Linked DNA regions of Homo sapiens: region 2 is linked to region 1. A link is an interaction called in ENCODE POLR2A ChIA-PET data of the cell type or tissue named here. Cell type or tissue: Caco-2. All regions are shown on one strand. Each heading gives the region's core, and the rest is flanking DNA. Links, peaks and the distances in the headings are about the cores only. Region 1 overlaps AKAP6 (A-kinase anchoring protein 6). Region 2 overlaps AKAP6 (A-kinase anchoring protein 6).

Region 1 (5,384 bases), core at 181-5,180:
CGGTGGTAGTAATAAGAAATTGTGGACCAAAAGCAAGATCATAGTGCTACTTCCTAAACTGTGAATTAGCAGGCTGAACCTTTTAATAGTTTAAGTCTTTCTTGTCAGTGGGGGAATCCAAGTCCATGGCGAGAGCTGAGACTTAGTTTCATAGGCCATTGTCTTTTCTCCTAAGTGTATTATACATTTACTCAATTTTCATTGTAAACCCTTTCAACATTCTCTCACCCAATTTGGGTAGGTGGAATCCTGTACCCCCCACCAGGGCTATAGCTAATATCTTCATTGCACAGTTATTGTTCATTGAGACATGTACCTCCATCCATGGTATAAACTGTTTTTATTATCTGTCTCACCTCCATTTTAACAGTAATTCTGTTGACATTGCTTCTAGACTGGAGTTTGGCTAATAAGACACTGGACACTGTGTTATCTGTGCTAAGGAAGCACAGATAACGCAGCGTGTTAAGCATTCTGGGTCAGGATTTTTGTGCTGGCACAATTGTGAGTAAACCAAGAAAAATAGTCCCTATGAGATTTCTTTCAGACTTCAGCACACAGAAACCTAGTGGATTGTTCCTTAAGATAAAAGAGAGGTTTGAGAATTTACTTTTTGTCATAGTTTGGGTTCCCAGGAATCGGATTCTGAGGCTCTGAGATCTACATGCTGGAGGTTTATTGGGGTGAGTTCTTGGGAAAAGCACCTCTGAGAGGTGAGGGAAGTAAATCAACCAGAGAGAGGAGTTGAACTGCAGCTGTGACAGAGATGGCAGTATTCCTACCCAGAACTCTAAAGTGGCTCCCCTTTTCCCCCAGGCTTTATACCTCCTCCCATTTAGCAGACATGGGATGTGGAAAGCTCCCAGGGAAGGGCATGACCTTGGGTGAGGCAGCTGAGGGCAAGTCCCAGGGAGGGTCTCAGCTGAGAGCAATAAGCAGTCAACACTGCTTAGCAGGTGGGGTAAATAAGTGTCTTGATCATAAGGTGGGGTAGGAGGAGGGCAAGTATAAATGCTGTCCACCGCATTCAATAGAAGTGTTTTCTCTATTATTACTAAAGAATGGCTTGACCCAGAAAAGATCATGGTCTTTAGCCACAGAACTTAATTCTAGGAGAGGCGATATTACAGCAGACTGATCCCTGTAATGCAAATGGCAATGCCCCTCTTTGCTGAGAGGCATTGTGGAGAATGCATGAAAACATGGCAGTGATGTTGGCAGGGAGATGGCAACGAGGTTCTCTGCACCAACTGTCTCCTGCAGCTGGGAAAAGACACACAGCCTGGCTGCCAACTGTTGGGCTCATTGTGCTCTGGCTGAATTTAGTTCCCTCTTATGTCAGCTTGCAATTCTATGTTGAAGAAAATCGGTCTGGTCTGCCACCATCACCATCTCTTAGCAACTAAGAGAGATTGAAACAACAGCTGGGTAATTTGATATTGGGAACTTAAAGGTCGTGAAAATAGAATATAATGGCTGTTTGTATTAAAGGAAAAAAAAAGAGAAAATGATGTAATCCTAATGCTTAGAAATGTTTGGAATGCCACATGGGTTACAAAGAGTGAAAATCTAGTTTAAACTGGTTGGATTCTTTCTCTCTCAGAATGATTAAAGTTGAGCCCAGAAGCTCACCCAAACACACATATTTGCCTAAATATAAATCCCTGTGGAATGTTGGAGCTATAATGTGAAAAACAGTTTCTGTGTTTTTGTATTTTCTCTAAGACTGACCTACAGCTTTCTTATCACAAGTTTTGAAGCAATACTTATAACATAGATGATAATTTAGAGTTATTTTTTACTTTGCTTTTTGTGGGCAATGGGGATGGGGACTGCAGTGAAGATGGGAGAGAATGAGGTGTGGCCCTCAGACATAGTGCTGTGCAGGAAGCCTACTACTTCAGAGGCTGCCCACAGCCTCACATACAACAGGTAATAATAGAATTACATGTTTGAAAACTAGAAAATGAGAAGTAGAAGCCAGATGAAATTGTTAAAACAAGTTTTTCTTTTTTCCCTAGGGCCAGTGAGGAGACCATCTGTTTTTCAAATTAGAAAAGCCAGAAAATATAATGTTTGCTCTCAGAATGAGTCAAATGTCATACTCTAATGAAAATTCCAAAGCAGAAAGAGAGAAAGGAAGAAGAGCTTGAAATGCCAAATTAGTGGGGTGAGGTGCTTGCTGCTTGCATTCCTGCAGATCCAAGCATTTTGCAACTCTAGTAAACCTGCCAGGACAAGGTTCATTTGAAGGGGTGTGGATTACCGGGAGGTGCGGGGGGACTGACATTCTAGTGCTTTAGATGGTAGGTAACTGCCTGGTCTTGTTTCTCAGAATAACTTGTTCATCCACCACATATGTGGCTTTCATCCCAGCACATTGGGCAGGACACCACTGTTTTCTTCGTTTGGTTAATAGTTACACTTCCTTGACACCTCATACAGCTGGGTCATGGATCTGCTGCTGTTCTCAATGTGAGCATCACTGTCTTTTTTTCTTTTTCTTTTTCTTTTTTTGGGACAGGATCTCTGTCACCCAGGCTGGAGTGCGGTGGCACGATCTCAGCTCACTGCAGCCTCCACCTCCTGGGTTCAAGCGATTCTCCTGCCTCAGCCTCTCAAGTAGCTGGGATTACAGGCATGCACCACCGTGCCTGGCTAATTTTTGTATTTTTGGTAGAAACGGGGTTTCACTATGTTGGCCAGGCTGGTCTCAAACTCCTGATCTCAGGTGATCCACCCGCCTCGGCCTCCCAAAGTGCTGGGATTACAGGTGTGAGCCACGGTGCCCAGCCCACTGTCTTTTTTCATCAATGCTAAGAGAATTTAATTCTTTCCACATGAAGCGATTCTACTTCCTCAACACGTGTTTCGTTTTGTGACACAACAACTTGGAGGAGGTGAAATTCATTAACAAGGAATAAATATCTTCTCTTTATGGAGCCACTTCCTTAACCCCTCAAATCTTCCTAGACCACTTCCATCCAACGTAGAATAAGTGAACCATATGAAATTGCTGTTTTTGTGGGTCAAAGGCAATTGAATGGTAGTCTCACATGGTTCAACATCTGTATACAAGCAAGTTCTCTGATGAAAAAGCTGAGTGACTGCGAGTACCATTCTTAGAATTCTTTAGGAGAGAAGAAAGATTTCAAGGTAAACAATCTGACAAACTTATTTGTAATCAAACTAAATTCCAGGTGGGGCTGGCTTATAGTTCACACACATTAAAGAAATAGGGATTGAATCTTGCAGGAAACTAGCACTTTTCCCCAAGGGGGATGAGGATTTAAGTTTCCTTCATGGAATATGTTTCCAGTTCATTTGGTCCTGCATTTATTTTAGAAATTGTTTGATATTTGCACTTCACTCATTTTCCAAAATTTGTTCTGATTCCAGATTTCTCTGTTAAATTTCTATAAATTTGTTTATTTGCTATTTGCTTTGGAGAATAGGAATTATATGAATTTCTTGGCAAAACGGATGAAAATTCTAACCTACCATTCATTTGGGAGAGGTGTACATATGTTCACTTCCACAGCTGTAGCACATTTGTTCTCAGTTTTGTACTTTTGAGACACAGGAAGTATATTTCTTTAAATGTTCTCTCTGGAAATACATACGTAGAGCTACAGCCTGATGAACATTCCTTATACAAAGGAATGTACATCTCAGTGTAGTACTCGTCTATAATTTACTTTCAATGGTTTATGGATGTATAATAATCACAGTGAACCTTTGTTCAGCGCTTACTATATGTCAGATACTTTGCATGCACTATCATGTTTTGTCCTTATCCTGTGATGTGGGTCCTAGTCCTGACACACAACACAGGAAACTGAGGCACAGAGGTTAAGCTTCTCTTCCAAAGACCCACAGTTGTTATTATAATAATAATGCTAAGGCTGATGTTCAGGGCATCTCTAAAGCCTTCTGCTCTCTTATTTACAACACCATTCTACCTTCACATTGGCTACAGCTGATTCAGGCATCCCCTCCATTAATCCTTTTTAGTGAATGTTAGTTTTTGTTGTGGGTTCTTATTTTAAAGGTGATATTTTGGGCAAGATGTCTTGAAGGACTGATGGCAGGTGCATATTGACAATTCTATGCAGAGCAAAGCTTCCAAAAAGGCATGCTATGAATTCTGTCAATGTGGAAGATCGAGCAAAACCAGCTTCTCTTTGCAGCACTGGCATGCAACCAACCTGCTCACCTGCATCCTTACATCTTAATCTGATGAGCAGAGTCTGCAGACAGAAATCATTTTCAGCTCTTTTTTTTTTTTTTTTTTGAGACGGAGTCTCGCTGTGTCACCCAGGCTGGAGTGCAGTGGCTTATCTCTGCTCACTGCAAGCTCCGTCTCCTGGGTTCATGCCATTCTCCTGCCACAGCCTCCCAAGTAGCTGGGACTACAGGCGCCCGCCACCACGCCCGGCTAATTTTTTTGTATTTTTTTTTTAGTAGAGAAGGGGTTTCACCATGTTAGCCAGGATGGTCTCGATCTCCTGACCTCATGATCCGCCCGCCTCGGCCTCCCAAAGTGCTGGGATTACAGGCGTGAGCCACTGCGCCTGGCCTTCAGCTCTTTTAACTACTCATAAAAATGTTTTAAGTACATTTTTAACTAGCAGTACTTGTATAATATTATAATTATTATCTATTTGGTACCTTTAAATTTTCATGTTTATATGCAGAAATAAACAATATATTGTTCTTAAACATATTTTTGTGATATATTTTCTAGGACCTTATATTTATCAATTCAACAAATATTTAATGCCTACCATATGTCAAACTATTCTTGGCATAGCAGTAAACACAAGTGACAAAAATTCTGACCTCATGCTCTTAAAGTTTTTATAATGATTAGTTTTAAAAATCTTTATCCATAGAAGGCTAGGCAAGGAGGATGGATCTATATAGAAGCACTTCCTTACTGAGTTGAGAGGCTTGGGGAGAAATGCATAGTGCCTCCTTATTTGGAAGCCCCCAAAGTCATCTCAGACCCTACTTGGACATAAGTAAACAGCGAAGTAGGATCTGGAAGAGGTTTAAGTTGAACTTTCCTTGTGTGCATTATCCTCAAAGATATATTGCAATAAGATTTTTGTATAGAATGCAAGTCTCCTACTGGATTTTAGCCCTGTTTCCCATCGAATTTTATCTAGTCATATTTGACTTGTGTCAGATAAAGATTAAAACCTTCAGACACCGGGCCGCAAGTTGAAGATCTTTCTGAATCACAGTGCTAAAATAATAGGGAGGGATTTTCCGTAAGTGTTACCAAACTAAACTGGGATCCCCTTGCCTGGTGTAGCAAAGCCAAATACTGACATAGGGATTGCTGCAAGAGAAAGTGAAGCATTTATAGCAGGATGCCA
Region 2 (5,384 bases), core at 55-5,054, 72 kb after region 1:
TGAAAAAGTAATTGTAGTAATCAACCATCATCATTTATAGATGAGGACTCTGAGGCTTAGAAAAGTTAAATAAGGCTTTTTGTCTGTTTATCTAGATGTTATGGAATGAGAGTGAGTGGAGTAGGAGATAAAGGCAGGGTGAAGGTCTGAAGGGAGAGAACATTCCAAAAACAAAAACAAACAAATGAGCAGTAAAACCAGATATAAGATCCTGGAGAAGCCAGATCTGGGAAAACCTGGTTGAAAGGATCACAGGGTCCAGCAGCCACATGGAATCCAGCTTCAATTGGCTCACCACAGTTCTTCCTCCAGAAAAAAAGGAGATCTGGGGATGTAACAACCCTTCACTTTTCAGTTTTCTTTTTTCATTTCCTAAGGGGGCTAGGTTAGATCAGTCTGTTATTTAGCCAGTAGGCAAAATAGGATAGTTCCCAGGGCTCTTCTACCCCAAACAAATCATCAGTGAAAATCTTCCCATTTGTTGTATGAAATCAGAAACTGCATTAGTAATGGGACAAAAGCCTTAATTACAGAATTAAAGATTTAACAAATTAAAAATAGTTAATCGTAATGCTGTTTTTTTAGTGTGAGGGAGTTTTAAATCAAATCAGCCTATCCAGAATTATGAATAGTAAGAAAGATGGGCACTTAACAGCTCGCAAACACCAGTGGGAGCAGGACTTGGGGAGAAAAACATGCAGAGGGAGGAGCTGATGCTATCTCTAATGATAAAGTTTGGACATTCATTAATTTTCTCCTTCAAAAGGGTGGGGCCAAACAGAAACTGGTCTTGAACTATTATGTATTTGCAAATTCAGTAGTTTACCTTCCTTTGATTCATCAATATATGTTTAACACAACTGGCTTATTATAATTAATTATTCTACTTAAAAATATTTATTGAGCATCTACCATGAGTTAGCCACTGTGGTAGGTACTGGAATGATAGCAAAAAGCAAAACAGACATTCGTGGAGATTTTACTTTTACATTATTTTGATCCCAGAAATTGTATTACTTAAGGCTTTGTTTATGAAATTCTTATTAAATGAATAATATATTATTTTTAAGTTGAAAATTAAGTCAAGAATGGATTTTTTTGGCTTGCTCTTGACATTTCTGTTAAGGCTGTATACTCCAGATTAGTGAAAAATCTTCAGGTGTTTAAGAACAAGATACTATATAAAGCAATGTGGTAATTGATTAATATCCCTTTGTGTATGTCAAACCACAAGCAATAGGGACCAATACATTTGACCTTTATAGTGCCCTGTACTGCAATTTCATTTACATAGCAGCTGATGTTGTAATTGATGTTGCATTTACTGAAACCATTGCCATTGTCTGTTTCAGGGCCGGCTTGATTCTCTAACAGAAGTGGATGACTCAGGACAATTAACCATCAAATGTTCTCAAAATTACTTGTCTCTGGATTGTGGCATTACTGCATTCGAACTGTCTGACTACAGTCCAAGTGAGGATTTGCTCAGTGGGCTAGGTGACATGACCTCTAGCCAAGTCAAAACCAAACCCTTTGACTCTTGGAGCTACAGTGAGATGGAAAAGGAGTTTCCTGAGCTTATCCGAAGTGTTGGTTTACTTACGGTAGCTGCTGACTCTATCTCTACCAATGGCAGTGAAGCAGTTACTGAGGAGGTATCTCAAGTATCTCTCTCAGTAGACGACAAAGGTGGATGTGAGGAAGACAATGCTTCTGCAGTCGAAGAGCAACCAGGCTTAACACTGGGGGTGTCATCATCTTCAGGAGAAGCTCTGACAAATGCTGCTCAACCCTCCTCTGAGACTGTGCAGCAAGAATCCAGTTCCTCCTCCCATCATGATGCAAAGAATCAGCAGCCTGTTCCTTGTGAAAATGCAACCCCCAAACGAACCATCAGAGATTGCTTTAATTATAACGAGGACTCTCCCACGCAGCCTACATTGCCAAAAAGAGGACTTTTTCTTAAAGAGGAAACTTTTAAGAATGATCTGAAAGGCAATGGTGGAAAGAGGCAAATGGTTGATCTAAAGCCTGAGATGAGCAGAAGCACCCCTTCGCTAGTAGATCCTCCTGACAGATCCAAACTTTGCCTGGTATTGCAGTCTTCTTACCCCAACAGCCCTTCTGCTGCCAGCCAGTCTTATGAGTGTTTACACAAGGTGGGGAATGGGAACCTTGAAAACACAGTCAAATTTCACATTAAAGAAATTTCTTCCAGCCTGGGAAGGCTTAACGACTGCTATAAAGAGAAATCTCGACTTAAAAAGCCACACAAGACCTCAGAAGAGGTGCCTCCATGCCGAACACCTAAACGGGGGACTGGTTCAGGCAAACAAGCTAAAAATACAAAGAGCTCAGCAGTGCCAAATGGAGAGCTTTCTTATACTTCCAAGGCCATAGAGGGGCCACAAACAAATTCTGCTTCCACATCCTCACTTGAGCCTTGTAATCAGAGAAGTTGGAATGCCAAATTGCAATTGCAGTCAGAAACATCCAGTTCACCAGCTTTTACTCAGAGCAGTGAATCCTCTGTTGGCTCAGACAACATCATGTCTCCGGTGCCACTTCTTTCAAAACACAAAAGCAAAAAAGGTCAAGCCTCCTCTCCAAGTCACGTCACTAGGAATGGTGAGGTTGTGGAGGCCTGGTATGGCTCTGATGAATACCTAGCACTGCCCTCTCACCTTAAGCAGACAGAAGTATTGGCTTTGAAGTTGGAAAACCTAACAAAGCTTCTGCCTCAGAAACCCAGAGGAGAAACCATCCAGAATATTGATGACTGGGAACTGTCTGAAATGAATTCAGATTCTGAAATCTATCCAACCTATCATGTCAAAAAGAAGCATACAAGGCTAGGCAGGGTGTCTCCAAGCTCATCTAGTGACATAGCCTCTTCACTAGGGGAGAGCATTGAATCTGGGCCCCTGAGTGACATTCTTTCTGATGAGGAGTCCAGTATGCCTCTCGCTGGCATGAAAAAGTATGCTGATGAGAAGTCAGAAAGAGCTTCATCCTCTGAGAAAAATGAGAGCCATTCTGCCACTAAATCAGCTTTAATTCAGAAACTGATGCAAGATATTCAGCACCAAGACAACTATGAAGCCATATGGGAAAAAATAGAGGTAAGGTGGTTTTCTTAACATGAATGATTTCTCACTTGAGTTTTGGAAGTATTGCTGGGAGAAGGTCACACTCCTACACTCTATTATAAAATGTATGGCTATTTTTGATAAATCTGATTCTCCAAAGAAAGAAAAGAAAAAGCACAATGATCAATGCATGTGACAAAGAGTATGAATCACTAGGAATTGCCCTTGTCAGTGCATTAGCTTGATGTGCTCCTGCCTGGTATAGAATTCTTTGTTGAAATTGTTCAAATCTATCATGACTACTGATGAATGCTGGAACCCCTTGGATCTAATACAAAATTAAATAGAATGATAGCTGTGCACACACAAGTAGCTCAGGAATATATGCATAGACTATTCCAGTTACCCCAGAGTGTTTTTATTCATTTCTTCTGACTCCAGAATACATTCCACATCTCCAATGTTAACTTCTTGTAGAAATAGACCAGACATTTCTAATTTATTAGGGATCTTTTTTTTCTTTACTCTTCCTCCTCTTTGAGAACTCTGGCTAATAACCATATTACCTATACATGTACCACCCATGGACTCTGGGATGTGAAGTTGACATTTTGGCTAAATCTGTACTTTTGAACAAATTACTAGATATGACGTAATGTTTGAGGACAGACTTATCAAAAATCTCAGGACCGACGGCTTGGGCAATGTAGGGAGACCCCATCTCTATATTAGCCAGGAGCGGTGGCACACACCTGTGGTCCCAGCTACTCAGGAGGCTGAGGCAGGAGGATTGCTTGAGCTGAGGAGGTTGAGGCTGCAGTGAGTTGTGGTCATGCCACTGCACTCCAACCTGGGCAACAGAGTGAGACCCTGTCTCAAAAAAAAAAAAAAATCTCAGGACTGAGCTCCATAGTATAAGTAATTATTTGATCTTTTAAGAGGCATCTGGGCAAAGAGATTCACTATGATTACTGTGGTAATGGCCGTTTCCTCAGGAGGCCATTGGAAGTAGATCCAGCTGACTTGATAATTGTTAATGGTTTCTTGTTTGATGACATATCAATGGCCATGCTTGTCTACATATAATTTGTGTATGACTTTATGGTATGCAACGCTCTCCCACATGCTTTTTTTTTTTTTTTTTTTTTCCTCTGAGCAGAGTTTTGCTCCTGTTGCCCAGGCTGGAGTGGAATGGCACCATCTCAGCTCACTTCAACCTCCACCTCCCAGGTTCAAGAGATTACCCTGCCTCAGCCTCTCGTGTAGCTGGGATTATAGGCCCCCACAACCATGCCCAGCTAATTTTTGTATTTTTAGTAGAGACGGGGTTTCGCCATGTTGGCCAGGCTAGTCTCGAACTCCTGACCTCAGGTGATCCGCCTGCCTTGGCATCCCAAAGTGCTGGGATTACAGGCGTGAGCCACTGTGCGTGGCCCATACATTTTTTTTTTTTACTTGATCTTCACAGCTGTCCTGTGAAGGAAGCAGGCCATGCCAGATTATTCTCGCTTTACAGAGATGGAAACAGCCTCCATGAGCTTAAGTGATTTTTCTCAAGCTAAAATAGATAGATAGATAGATAGATAGATAGATAGATAGATAGATAGATAGATAGATAGATATAAAGAGATGGTAGGTAGCTAGATAGAGACAAACAGACAGACACAGATAGACAGACTGACAGACAGACAGGCAGAGACAGAGACAGACAAACCAGACAGACCTTTTGTGTAGGAAGCTGAGACGCAAACTCACGTCTTCTGATTCTTAGTCCAGTTTTCTTCTATAGTATCATGTTGCCTCCCTGAAAGGGGTTGTAGTTTCTCCTTCGCCGGGAAACTATAAGATAGGAGAGAAGAAAGAGTTCAGGACCCATTCAGACTGGATAGAGAATATTGATGTAACTGCCATGGGCACTCCTCCTAATTTTTTTTTGTTCTGTTTTTTGTTTTTTTTACATCCATTCGTTGTCGAATACTACTCTGAGACCAGCATTGTGCTAGACACTGGATAAAGGTATAGTGCATATGGATAGAATAACCTGGAGGAAGAAAATGCAGGTTTATAAACAAAGAGGAAAAAGTTATCAAATATACAGCAGTAATAACATATTAATCATCATTAACATATATCAAGTATTCGTGTATCTAGTCCTCACAACAACCCTGATATTAACCTTATTTTATGGCTGAGGAGACAGGCTGAGAGAGACCATGCAGTCTGCTCCAGAGCCCATATTATTAACTAAATGCCCTCATTCCTGTCCATGAGGAAGTGATCAATAAGTACCGAATA

Evidence for each region. ChIA-PET counts read pairs that join two places held together with the same protein. Peaks named below come from ENCODE experiments on the same cell type or tissue, not always from the same donor. Only the 100,000 strongest peaks of a DNase experiment are listed, where the experiment ranks them.
Region 2: POLR2A ChIA-PET joins it to region 1 with 16 read pairs; 4 of 35 experiments call an interaction of 5 or more read pairs at or near these places.

The regions. Positions count from the first base shown.
Region 1 is chr14:32,471,403-32,476,786 of GRCh38, forward strand. The region is part of intron 2 of AKAP6 (A-kinase anchoring protein 6); the gene reads left to right. Among named protein-coding and RNA genes, the nearest start is that of AKAP6, 140 kb to the left of the region's middle. In Caco-2, for the core only: no CTCF peak of the experiment used is centred there; a DNase peak (open chromatin) is centred at 2,259.
Region 2 is chr14:32,543,878-32,549,261 of GRCh38, forward strand. AKAP6 (A-kinase anchoring protein 6) reads left to right here. Exons shown (of 14, transcript NM_004274.5): 4 at 1,353-3,122. Among named protein-coding and RNA genes, the nearest start is that of AKAP6, 220 kb to the left of the region's middle. In Caco-2, for the core only: no CTCF peak of the experiment used is centred there; a DNase peak (open chromatin) is centred at 264.